Regions from separate parts of the Homo sapiens genome. Here region 1 is linked to region 2. A link is an interaction called in ENCODE POLR2A ChIA-PET data of the cell type or tissue named here. Cell type or tissue: OCI-LY7. All regions are shown on one strand. Each heading gives the region's core, and the rest is flanking DNA. Links, peaks and the distances in the headings are about the cores only.

Region 1 (16,504 bases), core at 3,470-11,469, 120 kb before region 2:
GCAACTTATCCCCTTTGGAGATTCTCAGTACACATTAGCATGCTAAATATCCTTCATTTTTAACTCAGCATTTCTCAAACTTATTTGGTGATAAAGCCCTTGTCTCAAGTTCTATCTGTCAGTGTCTTAAAGACTTCGGGAAACTGTTACAAGCAGTGAGGTCACTAGATAGTTTAGGACTCACTCGGGGACTCAGTGATTGGTTCTGTCTCCTCTGCCCTCCGTGTTCATATATTACTCCCAGAAAAAGAATGTGAATGCCTGAAGTATTAGTTTAGGAAGAAGTTGGTTGTGAAGGTCTGTTTCAGGTTTGACACATATGAGATCACAGTAGGATGCTCAAATGGAAATAGCTAGTAAGTTGTCAAAACAATTATAGTGAAGCTTCAGATAGAGATGAGGCCTACAGATAGAATTGGCTGTCATCCAAATAGAAGGGCCGCTTGAGTGGATGAGTTCTCTGTAATAATTGTTTCCTTGTAACACCCCATATAATTTACTTATGCCCATCACTTGTTGTCTGTGTTTCTCCTACTAGAGTGGAAACTCCTTGAGGGCAAGGGACCTTTGTTTGTTCATAACGTTTCCCAAATGCCAAGAACAGTGTTTGGTACAAAGCCAGCACTCAATAAATATCTGTTGAGCTGAATTGAATACAGAATGCCGCATATTTATTTGTTCAACAAACGAGCTCTTACTCTCCGTCTGACCAGGAGCTGGAGATTCCACAGAAAAACGGGATATGGACCCTCCCCTAAGAGGGCTCCAGGTCAAGTATTGGAGACAGGCATCTAAGCCACTCATAAGTGTAAGTGCAGCCTAGGTTGTAAGTGCAGGAGTGAGTGCGCACTGCCGTAGAGCCCTGATCACACAGAGGAGGAGTGGGGAGGTCTGTCTGTGGGGATAGTTGAACCAGACTTTAGGGCAGGAGTTAAGTCAAGAAGGTGGTTTGTCTAAGAGCCAAGGCAAGTGGACACAGACAGAAGAGTGTATGCAGGGCAATACAGCCCCGGCCAGCAGCAGCAGTGAGCAACATGGAATATCACATGGGAAAAACAGGAACAGCAAATGAGGTGGAGATGCAGGCCAGGAACTAATATAATCCCAGAAGCTTTAACATAATATTAAGCAAACAAATTTGGTGTTAGACTGCATGTAAAAGAATTTCGTATGGCAAAAACAAACATTCTGAAGGTTGTGCTAACTACTTATTGATGGATTGAATGTGGCATAGGAGGAGAGAAAGAGATGGTTTTTGGCTTCATCTTGGAAGGATGGAGCTGCTATTTACCAAGATGCTGAAGACTGGGGCAGGCCTGGTCTTGAAAGGGAAGATCAGGGGTTTGTTTTTGGACAAGTTAAGTTTGATACGCCTAGTTCACCTCCAAGTCTAAAGTTTGGAGGAGAGATCAATACTGGAATTATTAAATTTGGGAGCTATCATTGCAAAGGTGATCTTTCAAGCTGGGAGACTGAGCTCATATAAGAGATGACCATAGACATAGAAGAGGGATCGCTGGCCCCTAATGTTTATATGTCAGCAAGATGCAGAAGAACAAACAGAAGGTTAAGGTATGGCAGCCAGAGAGGTGGGAGGAGAACACTGATCTTCTGGAAGTCTAGTGAATGAGGTATTTCAAGGAGATACCATTTTTCAGATGTTTGTATTAAAGACCCCAGAATTCCATCACATATAAATGACAATGGATTGGTAAGGATATCGGGGAAGCTGATAACTCAGATTTGGGGGAGGGAGGGCATGTAAATTGGGTCCATATATAGGGAAGCCCGTATGGCAGTAAATTTCAGAATTTCAAATTCTATATACTTCCAACCAATAATTCCATTGTTTCAGAGATTATTCTATAAATATGATCAAATACTTAGGGAAAGTCATATGTGCAAAGGTTTTTGTTGTAATATTGAGGACAACTTAAATGCTTACCAGGAGGGCCCTGGGACATACATTATGATACATCCTTATAATGGAACATTATGCCACTGTATAAAGAATAAAGAATTCAAAAATCAACTGTGACAGCACGTGCCTGTAGTCCAAGCTACTAGGGAGGCTGAGGCATGAGAATCACTCAAACCTGGGAGGCAGAGGTTGCAGTGAGCCGAGATTGCACCACTGCACTCCAGCCTAGGTGACAGAGCGAGAATCTGTCTCAAAAAAAAAAAAAAAAAGAATAAAGAGGTATGTATGTGTGTATGTGTGTGTGTATATATATATGTGTGTGTGTGTATATATATGTGTATATGTATTTCTGTATATATGAGTGTATATGTGTGTATATATACACACATATACATATATATACTTGCCTCCAGACATATATATACATATATAAGAAAGATCTTACATGCATATATAGATATATAGATATAGATAGTTGTAAAAGCAAGAGAAACCATGTGTGTTATTTGCTAACATTTGCTTTAAAGAGGCAGGGAGAATATGCCGTTTGTGCTGTGTGTGCATCTCTCTGGAAGGATACCTAAGAAGGAATAACAGTGGTTGCCTGAGAAGGGGAGGGAAACAAGGAGGCTGGGAGATGGGGAAAGGAAAGACAGTTCCCTGTATTTCAGTTTATACTTTTAAAATTGTGGAACCATATGACTACATTATCTGTTGAAAATTAAAATCGGAAGAGGTGTCAAAAAGAAGGAGAAACATGGACAGGCTGCAGTCTGCAGTCACGAGGGCCTTGTATGTTATGGTAATCATGCCAAACTGTGGGAGAGCAGGAAAGTATCGATGTGAAAGTGGCGATCCAAACAAAAATGTTCTGGGTCTAACAGAACTCCTCTGTGCATGACTGTGGTGAAGAAGACCTCTTTATTTCTCGGTGAAATGAAGTGAGGAGGGTCTTGCTAAGCGCATTATTCTTCGTATTATCCCACCCAGGTGAGTCACGTGGTTGTGTGTTTAGAATGGTGGCATGGTAATTAGATTCCACAAAGGGCTGAAAGTTATGCAACTTCATCTCACCTAGATCTACCCAGATGGAAAGTGCTGGCAGAAGAAGAAAACCTCCCTCATATAATTCATTCACAAATTGTACTGCTGTGGATTTGGCATTGCAAGGATCTTGTCATCCATCTGGGTTTCAGGCATATATTTAAGAAACCTGGTTTATCTTTTCCATCTCATGTGGAATGGGATTTAACAGTTCAAAATCCATCTTAAAATAATTTGGCTTTTGTTAATGCCCAGATTGTTTGGGATGAAGGCCAAGAAAAGGAGGCTACCAACTGGAACTATCTGAAAAGCAATTAGGCATTTCCACATCTCCACAAGGATTAGGATGTAAACACCCACAGGTAGGCCGCACACCCAAACTTCAGACCTCCGGAGTTTTGAGGCAGAGCATATAGTTTACAAAGGCTGTACATTTAAACAGGTACTATATATAAATTATACATATTCTTATAAAATTATCAGCTATCCATATTTTGTTCTCTAAGTAGTGTGATATCATACCATAAGTCATGTACAGACCATGTTATGTTAAGGTACTTTTAATACTGTTGATATAGCTACCTCTTGAATGAGGTCCCAAACGCACCTGTGTTATATGGTATTCCATCTTTCAGGAAATATATCACTACACCTAATTTGGGGAATTGGAAATAAATTAAAAATATAAATATATATTTTGTCACCATTTAAAAGATTTTAGCTTTTGCTTTTAATTTGTTTTTTAATCTATACACAAAAATTTTTATACTGGTTGTGTTTGTGAGAAAAGAGCTTTTTGGGACAGCAAAGTAAATTTTCAGTTGAAAAACTAATCTTTAAGTGTATCCATTTAAGATCAATATGTCTCCTTATGAAGAATTTTTAAAACTATATTTGCTTCTAAAATTTTAGCCATGTGCTACATGCTATATTTTATTTTCATATCATTTAGATTGGTAGAGAAAATCCCAACCAGAATGTTTGAAAGGTCGTCTGCTTTACGTTTGGCAAGAATAAATGGCATTCATTTCATCGAAAAAGGAGATGATGCCATGTTTCTGACTTGGCCCTCACTTCCTTTCAAAGCAAAAGCCTCTTTTTGATATCTTTTTATTGTATATATCCTATTTTTATTTTTAGGGCTGTTTGGTTTTCATCTAAGTTTGTTATCTCTGATGGGAAGCAGAAAACTTGATAGAAGTGGAAATTTCTCTTCACTATATCCCAGTATAGTTGTATGCAGTTGTACTAAATGTTCTGAGTTAATTTAATTATGCCATCTTGAAATTTTTGCACCCATTTATTAATTTTTATAAAACCTGACATTTTATCAACATTATAATTCATTTTTTGTCATTAAGCTTTTAAGCCCTTCAGGAAAAAACTATTTAAAATATTTAAATTATAAAGTATTTTGAAATAATAATTGGAAAATTATGTGTAATCAACACCTACACATATAAAAAATCCTAGCTGTTTAGATTTTAGAGATAACATGAAAGAAGCAATAAATTTCTAAAATATGTTTCTTTATATAAAAATTCAATAATGTAATTTTGTATGGCCATACCAATTTTTAAAATTTAACATTATAGCTATAAAGCAAAAGTTACATGATTTGGGCAGTCCTCACCATGAACTGATGGCTTCATTCTGTTCTTTGTTCACACAGCCTATATCTTCCATTCCCTTTCGACCAGAACTGAATTAAACTCTCATTGACATCACCTAAGGATTTTCCATGTGTCCTTTCTCTGCTGCTTGATGACCTACTATTTATACCCTTAGTTCTCAAGTTCATTATCACAAAGAAATTGCGGCAGGTTTCCTCATGGTTAACATTCCAGAAGAAAAATAACCCACTGCTTTTCCCTAGGAACAGAAACTTGGGGTCATGGAGTCAAAGGAACCTAATGGTTGGTTCTTTGGAACAGAGCAACTGAGGCTCAAAGACAATCATTTTGTTGAAAGAGCAGCCACACCAGGCCAGCCAGGTCTTTTGCTGATCTCTGAACATAATCTCTGATCAGGTCATTTGCTGATCTCTGAACATAATTTACCCCTAAGCATTAATTGGTATTCCTGCATGTTTTATTGGATTCATGTAATATGCTCACAGCCTTCAAACTTTGATGTCTTTAAACACACTGTATATTCTGACTGCGAAATATATAGCACATAGCAATTGTGTCACACTTCCAAAGGACTGTTTACCTACTTAGTTTTGGTTTTCAAATGAAGTTTTTTCCATTTCTTTGGCTAGAATTAACTGTTACCTCTTGTCTTACTTGGGTGGCAACATGGTTGTAGAATCAAGGAATCCTAGTTCCTCCCCCTCTGTCTTTAATAGCTGCCCCAAAGTGTTACGTTTCACCTTTAAAGAAAAGATGGATGAAGCCATACTTTATTTGAGACTTTTATAGTGCCATTTAGTTTAAATTAGACTGGTATATGGGACATTGGCTAATAGAAAAAATACAATTATTTTGTTAAACAATTAACTTCAAGATAATGTGAACAACTATACTTGGCTCTAAAATATACAAATTTAGGATACAAATGTGTTGGTATAGTGTTTGGAAGATATTGGAAACATGCAGGGAATGGAACTTGTTTTTGAAAGAAAAAAAATCCCAGTTCTTATTCCCTCATTATTATTGGCCTGGTTTCTATTTCTGAACCTGAAGATTGTTTTCACAGTGGGAATTCTTGTCACTATCCCTAAGCAGCGGCGGCAGCAGCAACCTTGACACCGTCCTGAATCTGCCTTCCTGTTTATTCTCCCCAGTGTCTGCCTGGTGGCTTTCCATAGGTCCAGCAGGCAATGCTCTGGCCACATAAGCTAAGAGCCACACTCTGTAAGAATATTAGGACTCTTTTGGCTTAAATCCACAATTTAAAAATTTCTAAATATGACCTTCTAAATATGCAGATGATCATCACAAGAGAAACTTTCTCAGGATCAATAAAATTCCAATTATTTTTATTAAATATGTAGGTTTTTCTTACCTATAATTCATCAACAAAAAACACTTGTGTCTCTTTCTCTTCCTTCCTCCCTCCCTCCCTCCCTGCCTTCCTCCCTTCCTCCCTTCCTCCCTTCCTCCCTTCATTCCTTTCTTCTTCTTCATTCCCTCCTTCCTTCTTTTTTTTTAGGATAGACAGTCTTACAGTTCTTAGATTTTCTGATATACCCCTCTAATAATGACCCTCTAATGCCTACTGAACATGGACTTCGCATCTCTCAGTCCCATCTCCCCATCTTCCTAATCGGATTTTCTTCAAAATGATCCCAAGTCCTCTTGCATGCAAATCTGAAAATGTCTGTGGCTGGGCCCACCACAGACCTCCTAAATCAGAACCTCCAGGGAGACACAGGAGCCTGCACTTTAAACACACACCTCCAGTGATTCTGTTACTCGTTGAGGTTTGAGATGCACTATCTAGTCTCCACGTGACTTCTCTGTGCTGCCTGTCCCCACCATTCTCTGACAAGTTCCCCCAGACCCTCCTCACATGCTCTTTAAATTATCTGGATTACTGTAACAGTCTCCACTTTTGCCTGTTCAACTGCAGTCACAGGTTCACACAGCTGCTTGCCCACCCACAGCTCTTCCCAACACTGGGTCATGCTCCTTTCGCATCCCCATAGTGGGAGTCTCACATCTCTTCTCTTCCTGTAATTAAAGTGCAAGGAGTTTTAAAACAAAACCAACTTGACTTCTTGAGGGAGTGGAGAGGGAGTGTGACTTAGTCTTAAGCTTTTTACTTCTTACCTGATTTTCGCCAGCTACTTTAAAATTCACTCTATCTAGTCTTTAGACAGAATAGTATGACTTACAGAAGGAGAAGAGATGCTACTCTTCAGCTTTTTAGTAAGAGAAGGACTTTTTCGTTGGGCTAATGTTTCTTTGCTGAAAATAATTTGAAAAATGAGGTGGTTACTTAACTTCTCACCCAGAAAAGTTCTTTATACACCACTGTTGTTGTAAAGAACTGTGAAGACCTCCTGTGACATGCTAGGAGTAGATTTCCTAGTAATTTAGTTCCAAGAGAACAATGCAATTTGCATCTTAGATATCTTAATGGATTTATTTTGTTTTATATAGACAGACTGATCCAGTTCAAATGTATAATCTCATTCTCTCTCTCTCTCTTGCTTCCCTTATAACTGGTACCTATGCAATAGCCCTTACAATGTTCTGCCCACAGAATAATTATTTTACACATATGATTATATCAGACAAACCAAGATTAAAATCCTTCTTCACCACTTCCTTAGGAAAGTGCTGTAGCCTCTGTCTGCATTTCTTATATAGCGTATGTGAAGTGCCTGGTAAGTTGCCTTGTGATTCCCTTGGTTGCGTATCTTTCGTCCTTGCCCTGGCGCTCGCATGTCACAGGGAGACAGTGAAAAGTCAAGGTGAGAACCCTTTTCTTAAAAAAATACAATCAATATATGCTTCAAATTAGTTGATTAGCAAAATCCACTGTGGTGGATTTTGTCATTTCTGTTGGATCAGTCATTTCTAAGTTAATAACACAGAAATGTTTAAATGACCAGCCTGACCAACATGGTGAAACCCCATCTGTACTAAAAATACAAAAATTAGCCACGTGTGGTGGCACGTGCCTGTAATCCCAGCTACTTGGGAGGCTGAGGCAGGAGAATTGCTTGAACCCAGGAGGCAGAGGTTGCAGTGAGCCGAGATCACACCACTGCACCCTCACCTGGGCAGCAGAGTGAGACTCTGTCTCAAAAAAAAAAAAAAAAAAAGACATGTTTAAAAGAAACAGATGTGTTATGCAGCAAATCAAATAATTAAATAAATGACAATGGGATTGATAGTCTCAGTCACTTTTTTGGATTCTGAGTTTTTTATTTTTAACTTAGTATTTCCAGTGTTCAATTTGTCACCTTTTTGCCTGTTTTTAAAAAGAGCTTCACTAATAAAACATTTTGCATGTCCCTGTGAACTTTTATTGGGCTAGAGGTATTTTAAGAGGAGTAAGATAAGGGGGAGTGGTCTTGTCTCATTTTTTTAATAGACTTGTAAAATATGAGCTTTTTAGATAGCAGCCATGTATGCAGCTACACTTGTTTCTTTAAATGTTTCCCCATTTCTTCCTTATCTATATCATTTTTTATCCTTTCAACTCTGTTGCATCTTCAAGTCCCCAATCCTTCTCAAGGCAGCCTGTTCTGTAACAGCCTCTGGCCCTAGACTCATACTTTCTGAAGTTTCTGAAAGCTGTTTTCTTAAGACCTAGAGTAGCTGTTTGTCTAAGCTCAGCATTCCCTTCTTCTGCTGTTCCATACTTACATTATGTGAGTTGGAATTAAGCCCAGTATACCAGTTCCTGTCATTGCCTCATTACCTTACAGGTGATCAAGTGTTCAGCAAGGCACCATAAACAGTCTGCCCCTAGCAGAATGAGGCTTCCATGCGGATACCTTGATGTTAGAAAAATCCCCCACTATTATTGTTCCACCTTGTGCCAGTTTTGAAATGCCATAAAAAATCATTGCGAAGAGCCCACATCCAGTCAAGCAGTTGTAATATGTGGTCCTGCGTTAGTTAACATCACTTGCATTTTTCCTCCCAGTTTCTTTTCCTGTTCATCTTGCAGTCCATGGAGTCATATTTCTTGTTTGTAGAGAGCTACCCCCTCCCTCCCACTCTTGTGTCTCTTCCCTTTCCTACAATTCCAGTCATGGATTCCATTCTGCAAGCCTCAGTGATACTTATGAGAATATGGTACCTCCTGACTGCCAGAAACATAATGAGTATTAATTATTCCTGTTTGGAAATCCAGAACTCTTGCTGAAGTCCAGTATTAAAACTTAGAAAAGCCAAGCACATCAGTCTTATCATTAGGAACCCAACGGGTGGATCTGAGTCATGCAGCACACTCCAGGGAGTCTCCCGGATGTGAAGAGTGGGGAAAGTGTGTGTGTGGCATTGGGGTGGAAGGGGCTTATTCGGTTAACCAAGTTGGGATGTTCTCAGGTACCATCATCAGTAAAAGAAAAGTTGGAGAAAAGGGGAGTGGTCCATGCGTTAGTTCCCTGGAGAGTGGAATGAATCTTACTAGTTACTGTTCTTTCCCAAAACCAGTGAGGTTCCCATACCTTATTAGCATAACAGGAAGTAGGACCATGGCTCCTGGTTAGGTAGGAAAAAGAAACACAGAAGTAAAAAGCCTAAATTGGCCATTTATTGTGTTTATCATATGTGTGTCAGCTTTTGCTTGATATTTAAAGACACTAAGGAATAAAGTTGTTGTCAATCACCATGTAAAGAGTTGCTTCGAAATGGTGTTGCATAGAAAGGGAATTAGAAGTTGGAATGCCCAACTGAAGAGTAAAAGTGTGCAAAAGAATGTACAAAATGTCTTGTAAAATTTACAACAGTTCTAAATTATATGTAATAGCAAAAGTTTTTAAACAATGCAACGTCCTTCAGTAGGGGACTGGTTAAATAAATGCTAGTTCATCTACACATTGGAGTCTCTGTAGCTGTCACAGAAAAGAGTGAGGAAGAGCTCTATACACTGACATGGAGTGAACTCCACTATGCAATTGTGTGAGAAAAAGAAAGAAAACAACCAACATGCAGGACACTGTACATAGTATGCTACTTTCATGTAAGAAAGGAAGATTATTAATAATATGTACACATTTGATTATATTTGCAAAGAGAAACAATACAATAAAAAACTAATAACATATAAGGGGAAGAAGGATCAAGGTAGAGAAGACCATAAAGGAGGCAAGACTTATCTGAATTCACCTTGATATGTAGTTTAATTTTGGAATTATGTAACGTTTTGATATAATCCATAAAACAAATTACATCCAAAAAAAGCACTTCCCTCCACCACATACATGTAAAATGAGAAAAAAGAAACACATGACCTAATTGTACATTGTGAGTAGCATAACCACAGAGAGAAAAGAATTATTCCAGCTGACCCTAGAACATCATATTTTTCACTGAACATTCTCAATTACATATACTCTTAAGGACAAAAAAATGCTAAGAATGTTTAAATTGGATTCAGCGGTCTTACTATTAGAGTTATATTGGTGTGATTAGGAATTAAGATTTTCCACCTAATGGAAAAAAAAGCATAAAATTTTTAAATTTATGTGAAAACCCTGTAAACTAAATTTGAATTAGAGGATCTACAGATCTTGCAGAAATTGTTTTGAACAGCAGTAGGGATTATTTATTTATTATATAAATTCTGGTGTAGAATAAATGCAGAGTTAGAGTTCAGGGTCTTTCTCCACTCCCATCCTTGTACTGTGGGCTTGGTCTCTGACCTCAGATTGACCCTTTCTGTGACAGAAAATACATTACTTTGCGTTCTTTCTATCCCTCGTCTCCACTGTGTCCTCAGTGGAGCTTAAATCTGCCTTCTGAGAGTCCAAGTCCAGATGCTGGTCCCAGCCCTTCTTTCTGCTCCCTTGGCAGCTTCCCATCTCTGAAGCTTGCTGAGCTTCCCTTCTCTAAAATAAGAATAACAATGATCATAGGTGCCCTGTTTCCCTTCAGAACAATGAGGAACAATTGCTGACTTCGAAGATGCCTTCTGCCTTGTTGCTGCCATAATTTTTCAGTGTTTTGTCCCCATTATTACATTCTTAAATGGACACATTTATGAAATTCCACTGGAGGTTGGAATCATTTTAGCTGTACCTAGAAAAAGAAATATTTCCAGTTCATTACCACAGATTGGATGGGAGTTAATATACTTTGTCTTTTTTATTTCTTTCAGCCATGGAATTCCATGAACACTTGCACAGCATAGGCACCAAGGAAGGTTTGAAGGAAAGAAAACTACAAAAAGCAGTGGAGAGCTTTACCTGGAATATTACCATCTTAAAGGTATCTATAGAGTTGTTTCTGATGCTGGTGATTTTGCAGCCTCTTTCAGCATGCTTCCCTCTCTTAGTATAACATTTCCTGCATTGTACATGGTCAGCCACTGAGATTGTAGAATGGATGCAGAAATCACATGAAGAACTCTGCCCTTCTAGAGTCTGTAGGCACAACAGTTTGACATTGTAGATCAGTTGAAGAACAGGGGAACTTCTATGATTGGCACATTGTAAGTCCTGATAGACAAAGGACTTTTGTCATTTTATCCTTGAGACATTTTAAAGTTCATAAATGCCAGTTGCTATATGTAAAATAGAAAATATTGATTACAGAGGAATGATTGGGAATTTAAAGATTCTAGTTACTCAAATTTCATTTAACACTTTAAAGTGTAATTATGGCTATAATGTTCATATGATCCCAGAAATAAATAGAAAAGAATTGTATGGAGCATAATCAAAGGAAATACATAAAAGAATTGCTATTGAAAGAAATATTTCTTGAAGGGAAATGCTATCTGCTATCTCTATGCATATCTATTTTGGCATAACAGTTGTTAAAAATTAACTTTTTATTTTTTATTATAAAAATAATATATTTTCATTGTCAAAAATGTCAAAAGAGCAATAATCAAAGGTAAACACAATCCCATCATCGAGAGACAATTACTGTTGGCCTTTTGCTGTGCATTCTCTCAGGCTGATTTTCTATTTTATATGTAATGTGACATAATTTTTAAAATAATGCTGTGTATGTACCTCGAAACTTTTTTGAGCTTTACCTCAATAGTTCTTCTCAGTGTTACTCACAGAGCATAAATAATAATAACACAGAGGTTATTTCATTCCAGGTCTTGGACAATTAATAAATGTAAAATTACTCTCTGGTGTTTGCCTTCCAAACTTTATGCTCAGCTGAATTTGTAGGGAAGAAAGGAAGGCTTCCCTTTCACCCGCTGAAGCTGCCTTGAAAACGACCTGACAATTGACAGATTAGCAGGCATAAAAAGGCCTACATATTATATTTATTTAAGGTGCAGAAGCATGGGGAATGGCAGGAGGATGATTACCTAACAACCCAGTGTGGTCTTGATGCATACAAACCCTTCTTCATAGTGGAGGGACATGGGGGAAATGTGGCCATTTTTGAGGGGTAGTAAATGAATTTTAGGGGAAATGAATGGGCCCAGTGCTCAGAAATGGGATAGTAAATGATTCTCTTTGGGAACTGAATGGTCTGAGAAGGAAAACTAGTTTGGGAGGAAGTTCTTCTGTGCTGTAGTTGTGGTGTTTAATTTTCAGTCTCTTCTTCTGTAAATTTTAGTCTTCTCTGGTTAATGAAATTTCAGAGAGGAGATCAGAGGCATTTGTGCTTCTCTTTGGTGGGTCCAGTTTCTAGTTAGATCAGGGTACTTGAACAGCCTCATCTTTGGGAGAGAGAGGACTGAGAGATATGTGGTGGGGGTGGTCAGAGAAACCGTGAGCCTGCTTCTTTAGTTCAGCATGTCAAAGTGTCATCTTTTGGGGTATTGTTTTCTGAGCCCCAACAGATTCAAGACCATAAAGACATTATCACAGCTGCCTTTTTAAATTTCCTCATTCCCCCTGAAGTTAAAAGCTCCATCCTTGGAGCTGACAATAATTTTCAGATTTGATGTAATAAAAGGTATCTTCCAAAGCTAGTCGCCATTTGCATTTTTCTCACGTTAAACGTCTACTTATTTTTATAATTAAGATCATTTTCTTGACTTCTTCAGACATTTCCCTTTTCACATATGTACTTTTCTTATATACCTATTTTGCTTATACTTTAACCCTGATTGTTTGCAGATCAGTAAACAGCAAACATAAGAATTTACAACGAAAAAGGATTTGGCTTTACAATTTGCTGACTCACTCCTGGTCAGAGGTGGGGGGTACACTATAAATTTCCTGTAAACTCAAGAAAATATATCACAGCAGATTAAGCCCTGTGGTAGGAACAAATGCTCACTTTGCTTTAATTTTATTAGAGGCAAATATAGACATAGGGACCAAACTTTGGCTTGTCAAGTACCCTTCCTACTCATGTGTGGTCCGGGAACCAGCAACCTGGGCCTCAGAGGGGAACTTGTTAGAAATTCAGAATCTCAAGTCCCACCCTAGTCCTGCTGATTCAGAACCTGCATTTTTACAAGATCCCCAGGTGATTCTTAGGCACATTAAAGTTTGAGAAGCACTGGGCTGAGAGCCACCAAAAATGGGAGCCTGATGCACATATTAATGAAAAACAGCTGACATAAAGCAGTGTGCCATATTTTAGAAGTAATTGGACCAAATAGATACACTGAAGAAACCTACTTTCTTTTGAATTGTGTCCAGGAGAGAGAATTAACACCTCAGACTTATGTTCATATGGAAGTAAATGTATAGGATGGGGTAATAGGTCTTTTTTTAATTTCCAGGATAATATTTGCTACAGATGGTGTTTAAGGATGGTAGAATGTAAGTGAGGCATGAGGAAGAATTGGAAAGATCTGTGTGTCATTTCTGTAGAATGGGGTTTTTTTTTCATTCCTGTATGTCACTGGTTTAAACTTTCTTTAGAATGAGTGCTGACAGGGAATCTTGAACGTGAATTTAGGTCTAAGTTGAGCTACCAGTATTTTCCTGGCGGGAGGGCATGGGATCTGTCGAGTTCCTCCCATTACTTTTTGTTTGCAGTGAGCTAGGAGAGGTGGCAGCGCTCCAGGCAGATGGCCAGCAGTAAACACACAGCAGGAGGCTCCCAGTAGCACAAATGCTTAGGGAGGGTTTCAGATGACCCCGGAAATGCAGAGAAGAGGAAATGAAGGAGGAAGCCAGGAAGACTGCTGAAGGAGCTCTGAAACAGTCCAAGGCTTGAGAATTACCTGGGATGCTTAAACATGCCCTCTCCTAAGCCTCATCCCAGACTTCCCAGACCAGAATCTCCAGGCTTGGAACCCAGGAATCTGCTTATTTAACAAGTTTCTTGGGGGATTCTGAGGCACACACAAAAAAACCTTATTATTGTTGTCCTAGAATCAAAAGCTTTCCTGATGCATCACCATAGTCATTTGAACCATAAGGAGGTAGGGTGGCCAGCCATCCTAGAAGCAAGACATTCAGTGCTAAAACCAGGACAATCTGGGCAAACTGGGACCATTGATCACCCTGAGAGGAGTTCCTGCCACTAAAAGTGTCGTTTCATTGAAGGATGTCTGTCCCAGTTTTTATGAATCTTTACTTGCCTAGTTTAGTTTTTTTTTATTTTGAAGGTTCTTTTAAAATTCAGAAATGAACAAAGAAGAAATAAAGTCATCTATAACTGCCACACCCAGAATTATCTACTATTAACATCTTGGCATACTTACTTCCAGTCATTTTTTTTCTTGAATAAAAAAGCATTCATTTGTTGTTATAAATCTATCTTTTTTAAAATAGAAAAATGTTTTTAAGTGACCCAAGATTCTCCCTCTGAGAAATAACCATTATTAGACGTAGGTGACTTTATTCCAGGAACCTTTCTATATGAATATGTCTGGATGGATCAGTATATATTTTAATGATTCTAAGTCATACTTTTTTTCACACTTTCGGTATGTTTGAAATTAGCATATATCTTATAGTCCATGGCATCTTTGCATTATATCCTGGTTAAATTGGCAATGATTTTTATTTCTTAGTGCTACATAAAATACTGGCACATCTCACAAGCACTAATGTCTCAGATATTATAAAATAAGTTATGTCAGCAGACATAATTCTTTTTTTTTTTTCTTTTTTGAGATGGAGTCTCACTCTGTCACCCAGGCTGGAGTCCAGTGGCACAATCTCGGCTCACTGCAACCTCTGCCTCCTGGGTTCAAGTGATTCTCCTGCCTCAGCCTCCCAAATAGCTGGGACTATATGCATGTGCCACCATGCCCAGCTAATTTTTGTATGTTTAGTAGAGACAGGGTTTCACTATCTTGGCCAGGCTAGTTTCGAACTCCTGACCTCAGGTAATCTGCCCACCTCAGCCTTCCAAAGTGCTGGGATTACAGGTGTGAGCCATCACGCCTGACTGATAGAATTCTAATATAATTGTTCTTTAAAAATTTTTAAGTACTAAATTTCATTTTATTTAACCATAAAGATGCTAAATGAATTGGTGAGCAATTTCTACCATAACAAAGATTTATTTCCATTTCCCAAAAGATCCCTTTGAGGTTAAGAAAAGGGATTATGAGAAATGTTAATAGAAGTCATTTTGCTGGGTATTTTTAAAGCTACATGTTTTAGTTATAAGTATTGTTGGTTGTCCTGCTATGAAAGATGACAATATGGGCCGGGCATGGTAGCTCACACCTGTAATCCCAGCACTTTGGGAGGCCGAGCTGCATGGATCACCTGAGGTCAGGAGTTCAAGACCAGCCTGGCCAACATGACGAAACCCCGTCTCTACTGAAAATACAAAAATTAGTTGGGCATGGTGGCGGGTGCTTGTAATCCCAGCTACTTGGGAGGCTGAGGCAGGAGAATCGCTTGAACCCAGGAGGCGGAGGTTGCAGTGAGCCAAGATCATGCCACTGCACTCCAGCCTGGGTGACAGAGCGAGACTGTCTCAAAGAAAAAAAAAAAAAAAAAGACAATATGAGCATTCTCTAATATTACTAGATAGATCATATTGTTATTTTTTTATTGTCCATGTTAAAAGTATTCATATTTGGTCTTGAAACTATAATTGCCATGTCACTTGAAGTTCAGTATTTAAATTGGTTCACTGTCACCATCAGTCTGGGAAGTCACCCATGCTTTCCTGCAACCTACAGGAATAGCAGGGAAAAGAGATAAAGCCAGCGGGTGTCTTTGCCAGGCTTCTTAAGATATTGGACCCAGCCTTCTCTTCTCAGAGTTTGTAAAATGTCCTGTTCTAGGGTTTCTGCTGCAAACTAGGGAGAGGGTGTAATCCATTCCCACAGGCCTCCCATTGCTTCTTTGATTTAGAAGCCAACTTTGAAACCTCCCTCCATTAGATAGTCAGCATCATTTTTTGTGTGTCAACTTTGAGACATAATGTTTGTAAAATAAAATTCACCAATTTTGAGCACAAAATCCTATGAGTTTTGACAAGTGTATGTACAGGCGTACCTTGGAGACTGCTTGATCAGTTCCAGACCATGGCAATAAAGCAAATATCACAATAAAGTGAGTCACATGATTTTTTTGGTTTCCCAGTATATATAAAAGTTATATTTACACTATAATGTAGTCTATTAAGTGTGCAGTAGCTTTTATGTCTAAAAATCAATGTACATAGCTTAATTTAAAAATGCTTTATTGCTAAAAAATGCTAATAATCATCTAAGCCCTCAGTTAGTTGTAATCCTTTTGCTGGTGGAGGGTCTCACCTCCATGTTAATGGGTGATGACTGATGAGGGTGGTGGTTGCTGAAGGCTGGGGTGGCTTGTGGCAATTTCTTAAAATAAGACAGTGGAGCTTGCTACACTGATGGACTCTTTGTTTCACCACAGATTTCTCTGTAGCGTGCAATGCTGTTCAGTAGCATTTTACCCACAGTAGAACTTCTTTGAAAATCAGTCTTCTCAAACCCCGCCATTCCTTTATCAATTAAGTGTATGTAATATTCTAACTCCTTTGCTGTAAT
Region 2 (8,000 bases), core at 1-8,000:
AATTTTTAAAAATGATCATCAAGCAGCTTATTAAGAGAGTCTGTAAGAGGTGGATCAAATGTGACAGGGGTAATGTTTCTTGCTGTGATGAGAGATACTACCCTATCAATCATCTACCAGGGTTTCTCCTGCTGTTTTTCCCTCTTGAGCCCTTTCCCTGCAGGAGTGGTTGAGATGGTAGGAATATGGCTGAGGGTAGAACAGGACCCAGCCAGCTGCTAATAAGACACTGTCAGGCAGCCAGCCACTTAGATCAGCATCTCTCCAAATCTTTTAAGAGAACATTTATTATTTTACTGAGGCCAGTACGGTTTAGGCTATATCCAAATGACAGCCGTTGTTACTTGTAATGGCTTAGAGCTTGCTGGGGTTTGAAGGCAGAGAGTTTACCTCCAACGAAGGCCCCAGATGCCTTGGTGGATTCTCTTTGGTTTCTCCTCACAGGTGGGATGCATCCTGATTTCTTATAATACCTGGTATTGCCATTTCTCAACACTACAGAGCAGCACATTGGCCATTTCCATGAGTACATGTCTTAATTTCCTAATTTATTCATAAGTTACCAATCTTAGACACTGGACAGTGAAGAAACAAAGGCTGTCCATAAATGGGCTAAAAAATGGTAAAATGGTGCATGACAAAAGCTTTTGTAAGCAGCATGGAGTTACTGAAGTGATTCATACATGAGTCAGCATAAAGTATCTCTAATGTGAGATATAGCACCTTTACAAATGCAGAGCAGTGCCTGAAGACTTTCCAATGTGACATGCATGACCCACATGCAAAATGAACTTCAAACTGGGACATTTCTTAGAATATAAGCACAGTCAGAAGTAAGAAAAGGTCATGCATTTCAGGCAGGTGGTTAAAAAACACATTTTTATAAAAAAACAAAGAATTGTCAAAATAATAATCACATTAGTGATTACTGACAGGTTGGCACAGCAATATAGCTGATTATTTGATCTTGAAAACTCAATATTTCATTTTGGTCTGAGGTAAGTAGACATTTACAAAGGGCAATATACTAGGAGTTGAGATTTGTAGTCAGATTGCTTTTAAAGAATTTTTTATTTTATTATTTTTGTTTAGAGAAAGAGTCTCACTCTGTCACCCAGGCTGGAATATAGTGGCACAATCACAACTTGCTGCAACCTCAAACCCCTGGGTTTAAGCAATATTTCCATCTCAGCCTCTTGGGCAGCTGGGACTACAGGCACGTGCCACCATGCCCAGCTAATTAAAAAAAAAAAAATTTGTTGTTTTGTGTTGGTAGAGACAGGGTCTCAGTATGTTGCTCAGGCTGGTCTCAAATTCCTGGCCTCAAATCTTCCCACCTTGGCTTTCCACAGTGCTGGGATTACAGCTGTGAGCCACGGCATCCAGCTTATAATCGGATTGCTTGATTTTGAATTTCCACTCGATTTACTAATGATATAATCTTGGGGCATTTTCTTAATCCCTCTATGCCTTGGTTTCTTCATCTATATAATGTAGAGAGTGAGAGTAAGAGTACTTCTATTATATAGCTGTTGTAAGGATTAAATAAGGTAATTCATGTAAACAGCTTAGCACAAGGCCTAGAACAAAGTATTGCTAGTGGCTATTATTGTGATGAGTCTCATCGTTCCCAGGGCCAAAGTAATTCACTTACCAAGATGAGTGTCCATCACCTTTGCACAGTATTTGCACATGGCATCCAGGTCATTCAACTGCCCTTGAAGGAAGGAAATTTGGGCTTCTAATTCTTCTTCCTAAAATAAAGGGATAAACATATGGAAATTTTTTAGAGATTGTCAAATAAAATCTCCAAAGTTTTCTAAATGATCTAGACTAGTTTAAAGAAGCATGATACCTTTTTAAACCTAGACAAATCTAAATAGCAAACAAAAACAAAATCACAACTGCCACCACCAACAAAATAAAAAAAGGGTAAAATGGAAAATTTTAAACGTCTGGATTTTTCTAATTGAATTCTAGCTTTAGGCCATGTGTAAAGTTACAGTTAGATTGCATATACAATCTTGCATTGCAAATATTTGCATATACAACCTTGTATTTAAAAAGTGCACAATATATCTTCAACATTGAGCAACACAAATTAAGAGGGCAATCTGGATTTCAGTGAACTACACTTCCTAAGCAGCTGGTACAAAAACATTGCGTTTTTTTCACACATTTGAGAAACCAAAGATTTCCCTTTTTATAAGACAAATCTCTAAGCCTGGAACCTAGACTTTGTAAAAATAAAAAAAAAATAAAAAAAAAGACATAGCTCATCATTTTCTAGACAATGATAATCTCTTAAAATGTGAGATTTCCTAAAGCGCTTGGAAAAGTTTTGCCTCAGCAGCCCATAAATTGTTGCTCCTCTCTCTTGATATGACACTAAAATACTTCATTTATTTGTTTGTTTCTAGGAAAAAGTACTCTGGGTTGAATAATTATCTAAGTTAAATTATCTAAAAACAATCGAACTGTAACAAAAGGATGAAGCCTTTTTTTCTTTTCTTTTTTTTTTTTAAGGAAAAGATAATATAAGCAAAAAGTTTCCCAAGGAAATTTGGAAGATTATCGGAGTTTTTTTTTTTTTTAAGAGAAAAAGAATAATCCTCATCATTTAGCATACTCTAAACAAAGCTAGCTAGGATACCAAGAAAGGATACTGCCAGGGCTGGAATAGGCTAGAAAACTGATTTTCCAGTCTTAGATCTACTTGTCCTTTTGCATAAGAATCCTCTGTATCACTAAAAAAGAAGGAAAAAAAAACCTACTAAGGTATCCTTTCTCTTTGAGAATGAGTATAATTTGACTTGTGCATGGAAATTAATAGTTGAAAAGGTTACTTGTAGATGTATCCCATTTTAACAATATGTACATGCAGCACTGCAAATTATTGTTTTTAACTGCTGCCTGAAGAACTAGCCCGTAGGAATAGGCATTGAAACACTGGACACAGAAAACAGAAGTAGTGCTGGGTGCAGTGGCTCATGCCTGTAATCCCAGCACTTTGAGAGGCAGAGGCAGGCAGATCACTTGAGGTCAGGAGTTCGAGACCAGCCTTGTCAACATGGTGAAACCCCATCTCTACTAAAAATGCAACAAATTAGCTGGGAGTGGTGGTGAGTGCCTGTAATCCTAGCTACTCAGGAGGCTGAGGCAGGAGAATTGCTTGAATCCGGGAGGTGAAGGTTGAAGTGAGCCGAGATCATGCCACTGCACTCCAGCCTGGGCGACAGAGCAAAACTCTATCTCCAAAAAAAAAAAAAAAAAAAAAAAAAAAAAAAAAATTAAAAAAAGAAAAGAAAAGAAAATAGACATAATAGTAGCAGCTCTAAAAACAAATTACTGTGAAATGTCGACTGTAGGATTTACAAGCACTAACCATGTTCTTTACATATCCTGCAAGTGTAGCAGCCTCTCCTCCAATACTCAAATAAGAACAAATACTACAAGAAGCTTAGCCAAAGGATAATTAGAAGTAATTTTGGAGAGGTGGGGTTGTCTTCCTAACTCTGCAGCTGAGCATTAAGGTAGACAAGGATGGGGCATTTCAGGGCTTTTTTTCTACTCTTTTTCTCACTTGTTTCTGAACAGGCTTGAATTTCCCTCGTTATCACAGGAAACTGTAGGAATTAGAGAAAGAAGGCTACATCTGCTGCTTAATAATGATTGAGGTTAGTCTCCAAAGATGGCCACCATCAATTTCTTCCCTCCCTGACTCTGCATGTTGCTTCATTCATTACGAGGTAGTATGTATTCCCCCTGTCCTTGAATCTGGACTGGCCTATGACTTGCATTGATCCAGAGCATTTAGCCGAAATCAAACTTCTAATTTTGAGCTAGTTTAAGGGGACTGCCAGCTTCTGCTTTCATTAGAAGCTAGCTACCATGCTGTAAAGAAGTTTAGGCTACAATATTGAAAGAAAGGAGAGAACACATAGAGAAAAAGAGGGCACATGAGAAGCTCAAAAGTTCTAGACACGTGAATAAAGTTTTTCTGGACTTTTCAGCCCAAGCCAGCTGAAGCCAGCCCAGTAAGTGACCCAGTCAATACCATGTGGAGCAGAAGAAGAGCCTGAGCCCTGCCCAAATTCCTGATCCACAGATCTATGATGGGAGTACTAGATTTTGGAGTAGTTTGTTATGCAGCAATAGACAACAGAAATAGTGGCAGAATGAAAACAACACTAACTTAGCATATGGCATGAGGAAACATAAGTTCTATTCCTGGTCCTGCCTGGTCCTCCCCAATGAGCGGAGTCTAGAACTGTACCGAAGCCAGAGTTTGATAGTCTTGTAAAAAGAGAGGGCCAACCTATGGCCTGTGTTTCGCCTTACAAGTGGCTACCAACTGGGGTGCTGACAGCCCAGAGTGGACCAAGGGCACAAGGAATGCAGTGCTTCTTGGCTTAAAAACTTCTCCTCTATTTACTCCATGCATTAGTTTAAATTGGATTAGCCACCACTTATTTTAAAATACAAAAGCCGTTGGGAGCTTTGATACTCAGCAGTCATTCCTACCTGAATGGATTCATTTTCTTTTGCAAAGGAACTCAAACTGGGTAGGAAGAACTTAGAAGACACGCTTTAGAGGATATAGGCACAGCCTGTTGGCAGTGAGGTGTTGAACAGCTGGTGGAAAGTATGAGCTTAAAGAGGGCCTCTTTCTCAAAACATTTTATTCCTCTAGCAGGAACATTACTGTAATAAAGACTGCGATGAGACTGGGGCCCTCTAACTTGTATAGTTAATGGGGAAGTCCTAAGAGTGTAGCAGTCCAGGGCACTTGCTGGGAAAATATGCAGGGATATAAAAACACAAATTTCCAAGTTTTCAATTTTTGCTTAGGGCTCTGGTGGCAGCCACTGAAGTGCATCTTGAATACCTAAAACCCAAGTAGATCTTGATACAAACAGAATCTGTTTGTCTCAATATAAACACATGGAAAAAGGCAACTTTGAATCAGATAAACCTTCTTTTTCAAAGGGATGGTTATACAAAAGCCAAATATGTGAGATAAAAGAGGACTACTCTGGCTGAAGCAGGCTGAGGTACCAAGAACCTCGTCCATAGTCTGAAATCCAGTGTATTATCCTTCTAGAGTTTGCTTAATCTTAAAACATTTCTAAACCCTTCAACTATCACTCAGACTTTATAAATAGAAATGGAATCACTTGGAGGCAAAAGGGTGGCTTGTCATTTATTCTTCACTATATTATATAATTACACATAAAAGAAAGAGCCAAGAATCAAGCTTCCAAAACTGTGGGAACTGACTTTACATTTTTATCTTTTCTCATCCTCCACACTCCTCCCAACTAACAATGCTTTAGACATTGATAGCTTTAGTTATTTGTTTTCATTAAACTGGTCCTCTGTAATAAAAATGCTTGGCTAATTGCCTTGAGGTTTTATGAAACCAACCAGCTAGTGTTAATTGTTATGTGTAACTAAGACACTGAAGATAAATGTTCATTATATTTACTTTTATGTGTATGTCCTGCCTTCCATTATAGGAGGGCATAGGGTGGGGAACAAAGGAATGCTGAAATAGACACAGCTGGGTTCACATCCTATTTTTCTCAGTTATTAGCTGTATAATCTTGGACAAGTTCCTTAATTCCTTGGTCTACTCAACCCCACCTGGCAGGATCGGGGGAGAACAAAATGAGAACATATGGAGAACACAGCATCTGGCACAGAGCAGACACTCAATAAAGGTAATTATTCTTTCTTTAAAAAAATTTTTTTATAATCAAGTTAAGACAGTGAAATGGATTTAAATACAAAGTTTTATGATTCACTGTTGGAAAACATTAGTTTCTGGCTTTAAAACCTTTATGTAGCTTAGCCCAGAAAGATTAATTAAAGCTTAAGAGCCCATCACCGTCTTAAGCATGGGATAGCAAACTAATGTACAAGGCAAGAAATTGATAGAGGAGGATAAAGTTGGGCCACCTGTAGACTACAATGTGCAACATCACCAATTGTAATTGGTGCCCTATAGCAAAGGACCAGAAGATGAGGGCCACTCTATAAGAAGAGAAAAATAACTAGCATCAAATCCCTTCATATTGATTGTAATACGCCAGACACTGAGCTTTGCTGTATTAACATGTTTACTCTTCACACAAACTTCTGAGGTATATTCTCTCATTATCTCCGACATAAAATATGGCCTACTCCTCTGTAAGCCACAGTCTCTGGAAGTGTATGCTAAGGTTTAGATAGCTCTTTGAGAACCCAAGTCACTTGGCCTGCTACTCTCATTTCTTCCCTGTGTACACATCCCTTCCTATGCTCCATTACCATGGTCCTTCCCATGAATAATCCCATATTTCAGTTTCCTTTACCTGAGATTCACCAGCTGTAATGCTGAGCCCTAATGCCAAATTGCTTATTAAATTGTTTTCCTTCAAAAACATTCAGATATGATTGGCTGTATTGTTTTGTTGTTTGTTGAATGATTTTCTTTTTGACTAAATAATCTGAAGAAATTGTTTTTTGAATTTGCTTTTTAATAAGTGGTGTTTCTATCATTCTGCCCCAAATAGTTGATGCATCATTAGACTTCTATTGAAATGTTAGGTATCTCAGCTGTTTAAATTTAATATGTCAATTTTATTAATTAATTCAATGTAGTCCTGCTATTTCTTTGTTAAAAAGAGGATAAACTTTCATAGTTTATTATTCATTCATATATTAATTTTTTCAAAAGTGATGTTTGTTTGCATTGTGTTAGGCCTTGTGAGAAATACAATAATGACTAAAACATGGCCACTGAAAAAGTTTAGAGGATGGTCAAACCTGTACAGAAAGCCAAGAGAGGTACAAGATAAGTTCTGTAGAAGAGACGTGAGAGAGGACTCCTTACAATTCTGGAAAGGGAAGATGATTTCAATTTGTGTATGTGGAAAGGAAAGGAGGTTTTCTAGTGTTTTTGAGGGGTCCTGAAGAAGGAGAGTCTTGGCTTAGACAAAATAATAAGGAAAGATGTTTTAGGAGGCAGGAAAGTATGGCACCTAGGCAACCAGGCAGTCACTGAGCTGAGCCAGAACATGGGGATAGTACGAGCTGAGGTTCAGCAGAAAGGCTTCCCTTCCTCTTCTGTTCATCCCTGTTGCATTTTCACTTCACATAATTATGTTTTCGGGGTTGGGGTTTGACATGCAGACTACTGTGGCCACTGCCCCCAACACACACCATGCTGACAGATTATTATACAGGCTGCAGTGGTGTTTCTGTCCATGGACTAATTCAAACTCCAGGGGAATAGTGAGGCAGGAATGGCACTGAGGTGGAGTTCTGCTTAGCTTCTAAGTGGGTGTCCTCAGATCACAAGAGAAGCAGACAAGGGAACCAACACTAACTGTAGGCAGCAGGAACAGGCTAAATATAGCAACCAGAAGACAGGAAAGACGCCCAGTCTTTCTTGAGCAGATGGGTGAACAAGAAGTGGGAAGTAAAGGAAACGGAAAGTCTCAAGGAGAAAAAGTGGAAAGGCCACGGATGTTCGGAGGAAGCTGTGGTGTACACAAGGGCAAAACACATACACGGTGTGAATGAAATCCAAGTCAGAAGCATATGGTATCAGCAGAGGAAGATACCACCAGAAAAAATAGAAGAAGAGCACAAAGAAGACTTTTTAAGAGTATTAAAATAAGTGGTATGAGGTGTGAAGCTGTGCAGCCATACTGGTGAACAAGCTGGAATATAAATCACAAGCCTTAAAATCAGTATATACTAGGCTTGACACTTACCTTCTCTGTGATTCTGACCAGATAGCAAAGTTCTTTGAGCCTCAGTTTCCTGTTTACAAAATGGTGATAATAATAGTTTCTACCTCATGTGCTTGTTGGAGGACTGGATTTGAATTACATTAGGTTTTCCAGATTAAATACTTTGCACAGTGCTTAGGACATGGTAAACACTCAATAAATGTGAATTTTATTGTCTCTGAATTTTAATACAATCCTAGAAAGTTATTTCAAAGGATT

Evidence for each region. Peaks named below come from ENCODE experiments on the same cell type or tissue, not always from the same donor. Only the 100,000 strongest peaks of a DNase experiment are listed, where the experiment ranks them.
Region 1: POLR2A ChIA-PET joins it to region 2 with 5 read pairs; 2 of 35 experiments call an interaction of 5 or more read pairs at or near these places.

What each region holds. Positions count from the first base shown.
Region 1 is chr3:17,057,206-17,073,709 of GRCh38, forward strand. PLCL2 (phospholipase C like 2) reads left to right here. Exons shown (of 6, transcript NM_001144382.2): 5 at 10,751-10,860. Among named protein-coding and RNA genes, the nearest start is that of PLCL2-AS1, 11 kb to the left of the region's middle. In OCI-LY7, for the core only: no CTCF peak of the experiment used is centred there; no DNase peak of the experiment used is centred there.
Region 2 is chr3:17,183,455-17,191,454 of GRCh38, forward strand. It overlaps TBC1D5 (TBC1 domain family member 5), which reads right to left. Exons shown (of 23, transcript NM_001349074.2): 20 at 1,655-1,754. Among named protein-coding and RNA genes, the nearest start is that of PLCL2-AS1, 130 kb to the left of the region's middle. In OCI-LY7, for the core only: no CTCF peak of the experiment used is centred there; a DNase peak (open chromatin) is centred at 4,627; H3K4me3 peaks cover 784 bases; H3K27ac peaks cover 1,200 bases.